Linked DNA regions of Homo sapiens: all the other regions are linked to region 3. A link is a loop called in an ENCODE intact Hi-C map of the cell type or tissue named here. Cell type or tissue: natural killer cell. All regions are shown on one strand. Region 1 overlaps STAT4 (signal transducer and activator of transcription 4). Region 2 overlaps STAT4 (signal transducer and activator of transcription 4). Region 3 overlaps LOC105373804 (a long non-coding RNA gene).

Region 1 (2,500 bases), 80 kb after region 3:
CGAGTCCATGACGATTCATCCTTTCCCTGATTTTTTATTTTTGTAAAGTGGATGCCAGAGTATGGGGCTTCTTTATGCAATAATTACTTTGTGGATGATGAAACATCATTTTTATTCCAGTGACAGCTTGGATTTCTTAAAAGTAGGGCTCATATGATTTACTTTGGGGTACAATGGCTATCTACTCCAGATATTTGTTGACTGAATATTGATTACATCATATGGATGTTAACATCAGGATAGTGTTGACTGGCAAAGGCATAAAGTGAAGAGTGCTTAGATAAAATTCTTATGTTGAAAGAGTTTGCTACCTAGAATGGAGACAAAGTGAAAATGAATATTTATGATGTAGTGTGGTAAGCACCGTGGTAGAGGCATATGCAATCATAATTCACAGTTAGAAACACATGGGTTGGTTATAAAAGCATAGTTCAGGACTCTCTGAAGAGGAGTAGAAGAAAAAGAGTATCTGGTACAGCAAGAGCAAGAACATGACAACATGAGATTTCCTATCTCACAAACAAGCGAGGCACTTTAAGCGAAGATCTTGAATGCCATGCTAAGCAGTTTGGACTTAATAGGGAACCATCAAAGGTTTCAATATGTTTTTATTGAAAAATATCCAGAGCTGATTTTCTCTCTAGGAAGACCCACCCCTTGTCTGCTGTAGGCAAAAGAATATTGGAGAATTCTGACACTGAGTTTTTTTGGTTTTTTTTTTCTCATTCTAACCTCTGTTCTCCCTCTCATCAAATCATCCAGAGACTGGATGGATTTTATTTTCCATAACACAAAAGTTAGCCTCCAGCCTGGTCAACATAAGGAGACCCCATCTCTACAAAAAAGATTAAAAAATTAGCTGGGCATGGTGGTGTGTGCCTGTAGACTCAGCTACGTGGGAGGGTGAGGTGGGAGGCTGACTTGAACCCAGAAGGCAGAGGCTGCAGTGACCCGTGATCATGCCACTGTACTCCAGCCTGGATGACAGAGCCAGAATGTCAAACAAACAAACAAGATTAGCTGTAATATACCAAGGTGAGGGGAAACTATTTCATGTGATGAAAAGTCAAGTCCAAGACCCATGTCATCCTGGGTACTTACAGAAGAAACCCACCCAATCTGTCCAGGAGCTGACATGGAAACCCCAGCATGTGAATCTGCTGGCCTGACAGCTGTAACAGAAGCTTGCAGAGAAGCTGCCAACCCAGAGGGCAGTCTGTGGCCAGGAAAAAAAAATGAGATTTCTACAGCCTCTAGTGTGACAACTAACCGTACCACTGAGGAAGTGGGTGGGGAGATACAGATGCTGGTAGAGAAAGACGACATGAAGGTGTTCACAGTCAGCTGTTGATTTTCACTATCTATTGCTTCATTGGCTAGGAGCATCATGGTGGTTGTTAAGCAAAATTTGGGCAGATAATCACATAAAAAGTAGGATAATTGTGTCTTTCAACTAAGTTTTTAGAAAATGTTTATTTGTCCCCATTTCATGGAGATGAAGACCTATAAGAAAGCCATCTACACTGTTCTAAACCCATTGTGATTTGGAAACTTTCAAAGAGATACTTAATCAAAACCGAGACAGCTCACAAGACTTTTTACCTTAAATAGGCCTCTAACATATTTTAATATAAATTTTGTTAAAGTAGGTTTAATAAGCAAAAGCATAAAAATGGGAGCAAAAATAAATAGATCTGCTTGAAAACAAGTTTGTCAGTATAATCCAAATCAGTTCAAAATTAATTTATGTTTAGCTTTAAAATTGTGACTGAAGGGAGCAACGGTCAAGCAGATATCTAAACTTAGTAGATCTCTAAATTTAATTTGTAGGCATTGAACAGCTTCCTTTAATGGGTCCAAACAAATAACTTCAAATGTATCCATTTTAATTTACCAACAAGAAGTTCATGACTCAGGGAGGATGTTGGTTTTTTCATCAAGTCACCAGGCACCCTCTGACCTTTCATTACTGCCTTTCCTAGAGATGACCTGGGGACAAAAGATTTGCTCAACTTAAATCTAACTCTCCCCGCACTCCCTTTCAATAATGAGGATCCAGGCCCGGCATGGTGACTCATGTCTGTAATCTCAGCACTTTGGGAGGCTGAGGTGGGAGGATTGCTTGAGGCCAGGAGTTCAAGACCAGACTGGGCAACATAGTGAGACCCTATCTCTACAAAAAATTAGTTGGGCATGGTAGCGTGCGTACACCTGTAGTACTACCTACTTGGGTGGCTGAGGTGGTAGGATAACTTAAGCCCTGGAGTTTGAGGTTACAGCAAGTTACGATTGCACCACTGCACTCCAGCCTGGGTGACAGAGCAAGGCCCTGTCTCAATAATAATAATAATAATAATAATAATAAATAATGAGGATCCACAGCCAATGGCTCAGTAGATAGTCAATTTCCAGTTGTCTATTACCATATGCTCTGATTGGCTACTTCTGTCAAGAACATAGTGATCTCACCTCCAGTGGGCTTTTAAGTGCACAATGAGGT
Region 2 (2,500 bases), 91 kb after region 3:
TAAGTAATTGCAAGTAATTATACTGGAGCTGAGTCTTCAAGCAGCCTTCAGTGGTGTCCTGCTTTAACCGAGAAAGTTAAGTGGGATGGACTGTTCCCAAAGCATGCCACCTTTGTCTAAATTTCATGCAATATGCTTTTAAAAAAATTCTAAATCTATAAGGTTATTCCTTTTAACTTATTGTAAATCTACACTGATTTTATTAGAAGATTATTTTCTAGGCTACTCGGGTATTTCTTTCTAACTTGAATTAGCATTTCTCAACTTTCCTTGGGCTATTTTATTATAACTAGGCTGATTCTTCTTTATCTAAATTTTAGCTTGCAAAGTAATTGCACAGCCACAAGACCAGCTGACAAGGGCATTAATTTAGGATGAAATGTACAGGTGATATGATTCTGCAGAGAAGGTGGTGTCGTATCATAGGTGTAAAAGCACTGTATTATCAAACCAATTCCCTCTTGTCAGCATCAGTGAACAAAGGGTACATATGTGATCTTAGCTTCACATTGGGAATGGAAGAGTACCATTGACTTTGTCCATCACGGCCCTTACCAAAGCATTACATGTAATGATCAGAGCACAATTCAAGCAAATGAAGTTTTTCTGACAATCCAACACATTCTAAGTTTTTTCTGTGGTCATAATGTTCATTTCAACCAAACGTACCATATGACTAATACCTTACTCCTGCAGGAAGTAAGCAGTAATGTAGAATAGATATAGTTGTATCTGGCCTTCTGTAAGTAGCCCTACTTGAATAGTCAGAAAGAGGACCTAGTATTTAGAATAAGAGTACATTTTTGGACTCTTCTCCACCTCCCAAATTGAAGTTTATTGATGAATATAATCCTGGCATAACATATACAGGAAAATACAAAATTTATTCTTCACTGTCTATGCATTGACAGAAAGTCAGTATTTCTGAGGACTGAGGTCAGGTACCAGCTGAATCACCCAGATACTTAATGTAACCTAAGATTCTCATTGGAAACAAGCTATGGTGATTTTGCTTGTGGGAGGAGCATTCGGTCCAATTGTCATAGGTGACTAAGGACCTGATGAGACACAACGGAAATGGCTGGTCAGCTTTTGCAGAATCTGATAAGATAGCATCAAGACCAAAGCAGATGTTTTCAAAACAGTAGAGTTCTCCAAGGCATTGAAGCGTGGTTGACAGGTTATGTCTTGCACAAATGAACCAGACAGAAGGACAAGTGGGTGATGGAATCCAACCCACAACCCTCTTATGAAGCTATGTCTCCTAGGGTGAGACACCAAGGTTGCTTTATTTCATTGGATCCATTCCTAACCTCCAAAGAATTATTTTCCTCTCTGAGCCTTGAACAATAGCTTTGTTCATCACCAATGAAGCAGACATCTCATGACTGCTTACATGTCTGTGTTTTCTTTTAGCTTGTGAGTTTTTGAGAACAAAGGACCAGGAATCACCTTGACAAATGGGTTCTTGGTGAATGGGTTTTTGATGAAATGACCTGGAGGTGGAATTATCTCTTTCAACTTTGGATTCCCAATACTCAGCACAGTGTGTGGCATATAGCAGACCCTCCATAAGTGTTGGTAGAATTGAAAAACAGATACTTTTTTCTGTTTATAAAAGTAACACACTTTCATACTTGTTGTAAAAAAAATCAAAATACCAAATATAGAGGGAAAAAACAAATTTACCTTTTTTATCACATAAACTAATATGCGATTCAGTACATCAGTTCTGGAAACAAAAAAATAACAATGGCAATAATGACAACACATAAAAGTCTGTGAAATTTTGCCTGCGAGGGTAGGAACATACCTTCCCACTGCTTCAACAATACATTATGTGGCTGCTGAGCTGAACTGAAAGCAGAACTCCATCCTCTTCAACGTTTGTAATTGCTGTCTCTCCACTCCAAAGGCAGCCCCCAGCTCTGCAGCCCGTAAAGAAGCATGATCTACAGCAGTAGCCCTATGGCAAGTGAAATGATTTGGTAGGAGAGCCCCAGTGCTTTGATTATAGACAAAAGTGACGTCACTTTTGATAGGAGGTGTCATGATGGTGTTGTCACTTGAAGTGACTTCATATTTCTAATAAGTGCTCAGCTGAAAAATATGCAGAGAATGGAAAACACAAGTTATGCAACTGAGAGTTGTGACTTCCTGTTAAACTTAACGGAGGAGGTGAGAATAGAACAGTAAGAAAAACGATACTGAAATGCTTATTTTTAAATATATCGTTTCTTCTTTTGCTTTCACCACTATTCTATACTGCACACAAAATGTACCACAGTATCCATTTATTATATACCATATGCATAAGGAAAATAATATTTTAGATATGCAAGGAACCTTAATAATAATATGTATGCAACAAATAACCAGCAAAATTTATTTTTAGGGACATTCTATTGATTTATGGTCTCATTACCGTGATTTTGGCAAGACTTCAGGCTATAAATTTTATGCCTTGGCCAACTTTAAAATTATTTTAGCAGTTGAGTAT
Region 3 (2,500 bases):
ATGAAAGTAATATTTATTCTTTTAGCAGATATTTAATGAGCAATTACTATGTGCCAGGCACTGTGTTGGGTGCTAAAAGTCATCTTCCTCCTCAAAGAATTACAGTCTAGTGGGAGTTATATTCAAGTAATTTTTTTTTTCTTGAGACAGTATCTTGCTCTGTCACCCAGGCTGGAGTGCAGTAGCACAATCATAGCTCACTGCAGCCTCCAACTTATAGGCTCAAAGAATCCTCCTACCCCAGCCTCCCAAGTAGCTGGAACTATAGGTGCACACCACTGTGCTAGGCTATTTTTTTTTCTTTTTACTTTGTATAGAAATGCACAGGGTTGGGGGGCATCTCGCTTTGTTGCCCAGGCTAGTCTCGAACTCCTAGTCTCAAGTAGTTCTCCCCCACCTTGGCTTCTCAAAGTGCTGGGATTACCCACATGAGCCACCACACTGGCCCAAGTAAGTTATTATACTTCTGTTCTCACGCAGTACTATAGGAGCACAAAGGAAAGATGCCTTCTCTTGAGGGACCATAGATGGCCCCCTGGTAGAAGTATGCCTGAGTTGAGGCTTCATGGATGAGTAGGAAAGAGGAGATAAATGGTCGTAAAAAGGTTCCAGGCAGAAGAAACAACACATACAAATGGAGAGGTGAATATGGTGTATAGGTTCAAATGCCTTCAAGCAAATAAAGCCTCACTCAAGCTGGCTAAGCCATGAGCCAATTTAGGATCTTACATAACAAGAGGTCCTCTGCAGTGTGGCCTCAGGCAGAGTCCACATGGCTGAGCTCCTCTGCTCTGTGTTGTCCTGGCTCTTCCCTCCTCCCTGTGTTCTGCTCCATCCTCGGCATAAGAAGATATATTGTCTTTCCCACATGACCCTTTAGGAATAATAATAATAAAAAAATCTCTTTTGATCCCAAGCAGACAACTTCTCATGTCTTATTGGCCAGGCTTGGGTCACATACTTCTTCCGGATCAAATTGCTAGCTAGGGGAGTGAGATCACTATGTTTGGTTTAGACTAATCACTCGGAGAGTTGAGGAGTCAACACCCCATCCACCACATGAGGAAGTGTCAAGAGCTGAATAAGGCTGCAGCACAGACAGGAGGTGGTGAGTGGCAAGAGATGAGGCGCCAGAAGCTAAAGGAACAAAAGGCCGTTTCATGAAGGAGGATGGAAGAGTGTCCAATGCTGCAGCGAGGTCAAGTGGCAGAAGGTTGACAGTAATTACTGTCAGCTTACTGGGTGCATACGAGAGCAAGTTTAATTGTGATGGTTGAAGTCAGACTTCAGAGGTTTGGAGACTAATGTGAGATGGGGTGGAATAATCACGGCGTGGATTCTCTCACAGGAAGTGAGGCCGTGAACAGGGCGAGAGGCGAGAGAGTGACAGGAAGAGGTAGAGCAGAGTCAAGAGAGAGGCTTTTTAGATGACAGAGGCTAGAAGAGGCTTAAATGATAAGGGAAAGGAGAAGGGAGAGAGGAAGAGTGGAGGAGAGGGGGAAGAAAAATGGGATTATCATTTCCCCGAGGAAGCTGGAAGGGTGGCTATCCGTTGGTGGGGAGGGAGTTCCGAGGAGAATGGAAAGCTTTGAAAACTCTTCCGGGGAAGGGAGCATTGATCACAAGGAGCAGTGCGGAGGGCCCAGGTGAGGTTGGGGAATATGAATTTGGAGCAGCCCAGGTGGAGTAATTTCTCTCTAGGAGCACTTGGTAGCTAGGATGTTGGCTTGGAGGTGGCAATGGTTGGCCTGATTCAGGATGAAGTGACAGATCACAGAGCTAGGTGTGATGGGAAGAGGAAGGGAATGCAGCAACCAACTACTGGGGAAGGCGTGGGGGTGTAATGGGAGTAGTTGGATAAAAGTTATGGACGAGGTGTACGTTTGAATTTTGCATTTCAGAAGCTGAACAGTTTGGGGCTATTGAGTGTGTGAGCGTGGAGGTGGATGAATAAACCGAAAAGTAAAGTTTTTATGAAATAGGATGATAGCACTCTATACATTGATTGTGAGGGTATAATGTGGGCTTTATGAAGGGCAATTTGGCAATTTAGTTTTTAAAAACTAAAAACCTGCACATCCTTGAATCTAGTAATTCTAACTGTATTCCATAGATTTACTTCCACATGTGTGAAATGATGCACAGTGAGGGTTATTCACTGAAACATTATTAATAAAAGACTAAAACCTAAATCCATCAAGGATTTGGTTAAAAAGAAGGCAGTTCCATATGTATTGATGTGGAAAGTTATTCCAATTACAGTCTTAACTTAAAAGAAAGCAAAGAGACCGGGTGCGGTGGCTCACGCCTGTAATCCCAGCACTTTGGGAGGCTGAAGCAGGCGGATCACCTGAGGTCAGGAGTTTTTTTTTTTTTTTTTTTTTTTTTTTTTGATCATTCTTGGGTGTTTCTCGCAGAGGGGGATTTGGCAGGGTCATAGGACAATAGTGGAGGGAAGGTCAGCAGATAAACAAGTGAACAAAGGTCTCTGGTTTTCCTA

What was found. Hi-C counts contacts between places; a loop is a spot of excess contacts. Peaks named below come from ENCODE experiments on the same cell type or tissue, not always from the same donor. Only the 100,000 strongest peaks of a DNase experiment are listed, where the experiment ranks them.
Region 1: it touches region 3 in a loop (5-fold over the local background); 1 of 110 quality-filtered maps calls a loop at or near these places.
Region 2: a loop joins it to region 3, with 7 times the contacts of the local background. A loop is called at or near these places in 1 of 110 quality-filtered maps.

Annotation. Positions count from the first base shown.
Region 1 is chr2:191,125,342-191,127,841 of GRCh38, reverse strand. The region is part of intron 3 of STAT4 (signal transducer and activator of transcription 4); the gene reads left to right. Among named protein-coding and RNA genes, the nearest start is that of STAT4, 24 kb to the left of the region's middle. In natural killer cell, no CTCF peak of the experiment used is centred here; DNase peaks (open chromatin) are centred at 421 and 1,281; H3K27ac peaks cover 2,500 bases.
Region 2 is chr2:191,114,185-191,116,684 of GRCh38, reverse strand. All of the region lies in intron 3 of STAT4 (signal transducer and activator of transcription 4), which reads left to right. Among named protein-coding and RNA genes, the nearest start is that of STAT4, 36 kb to the left of the region's middle. In natural killer cell, no CTCF peak of the experiment used is centred here; DNase peaks (open chromatin) are centred at 654, 1,074 and 2,054; H3K4me3 peaks cover 414 bases; H3K27ac peaks cover 2,296 bases.
Region 3 is chr2:191,205,548-191,208,047 of GRCh38, reverse strand. LOC105373804 (a long non-coding RNA gene) reads right to left here. Exons shown (of 4, transcript XR_923707.3): 4 at 790-874. Among named protein-coding and RNA genes, the nearest start is that of MYO1B, 39 kb to the left of the region's middle. In natural killer cell, no CTCF peak of the experiment used is centred here; DNase peaks (open chromatin) are centred at 1,067 and 1,337; H3K4me3 peaks cover 1,315 bases; H3K27ac peaks cover 2,443 bases.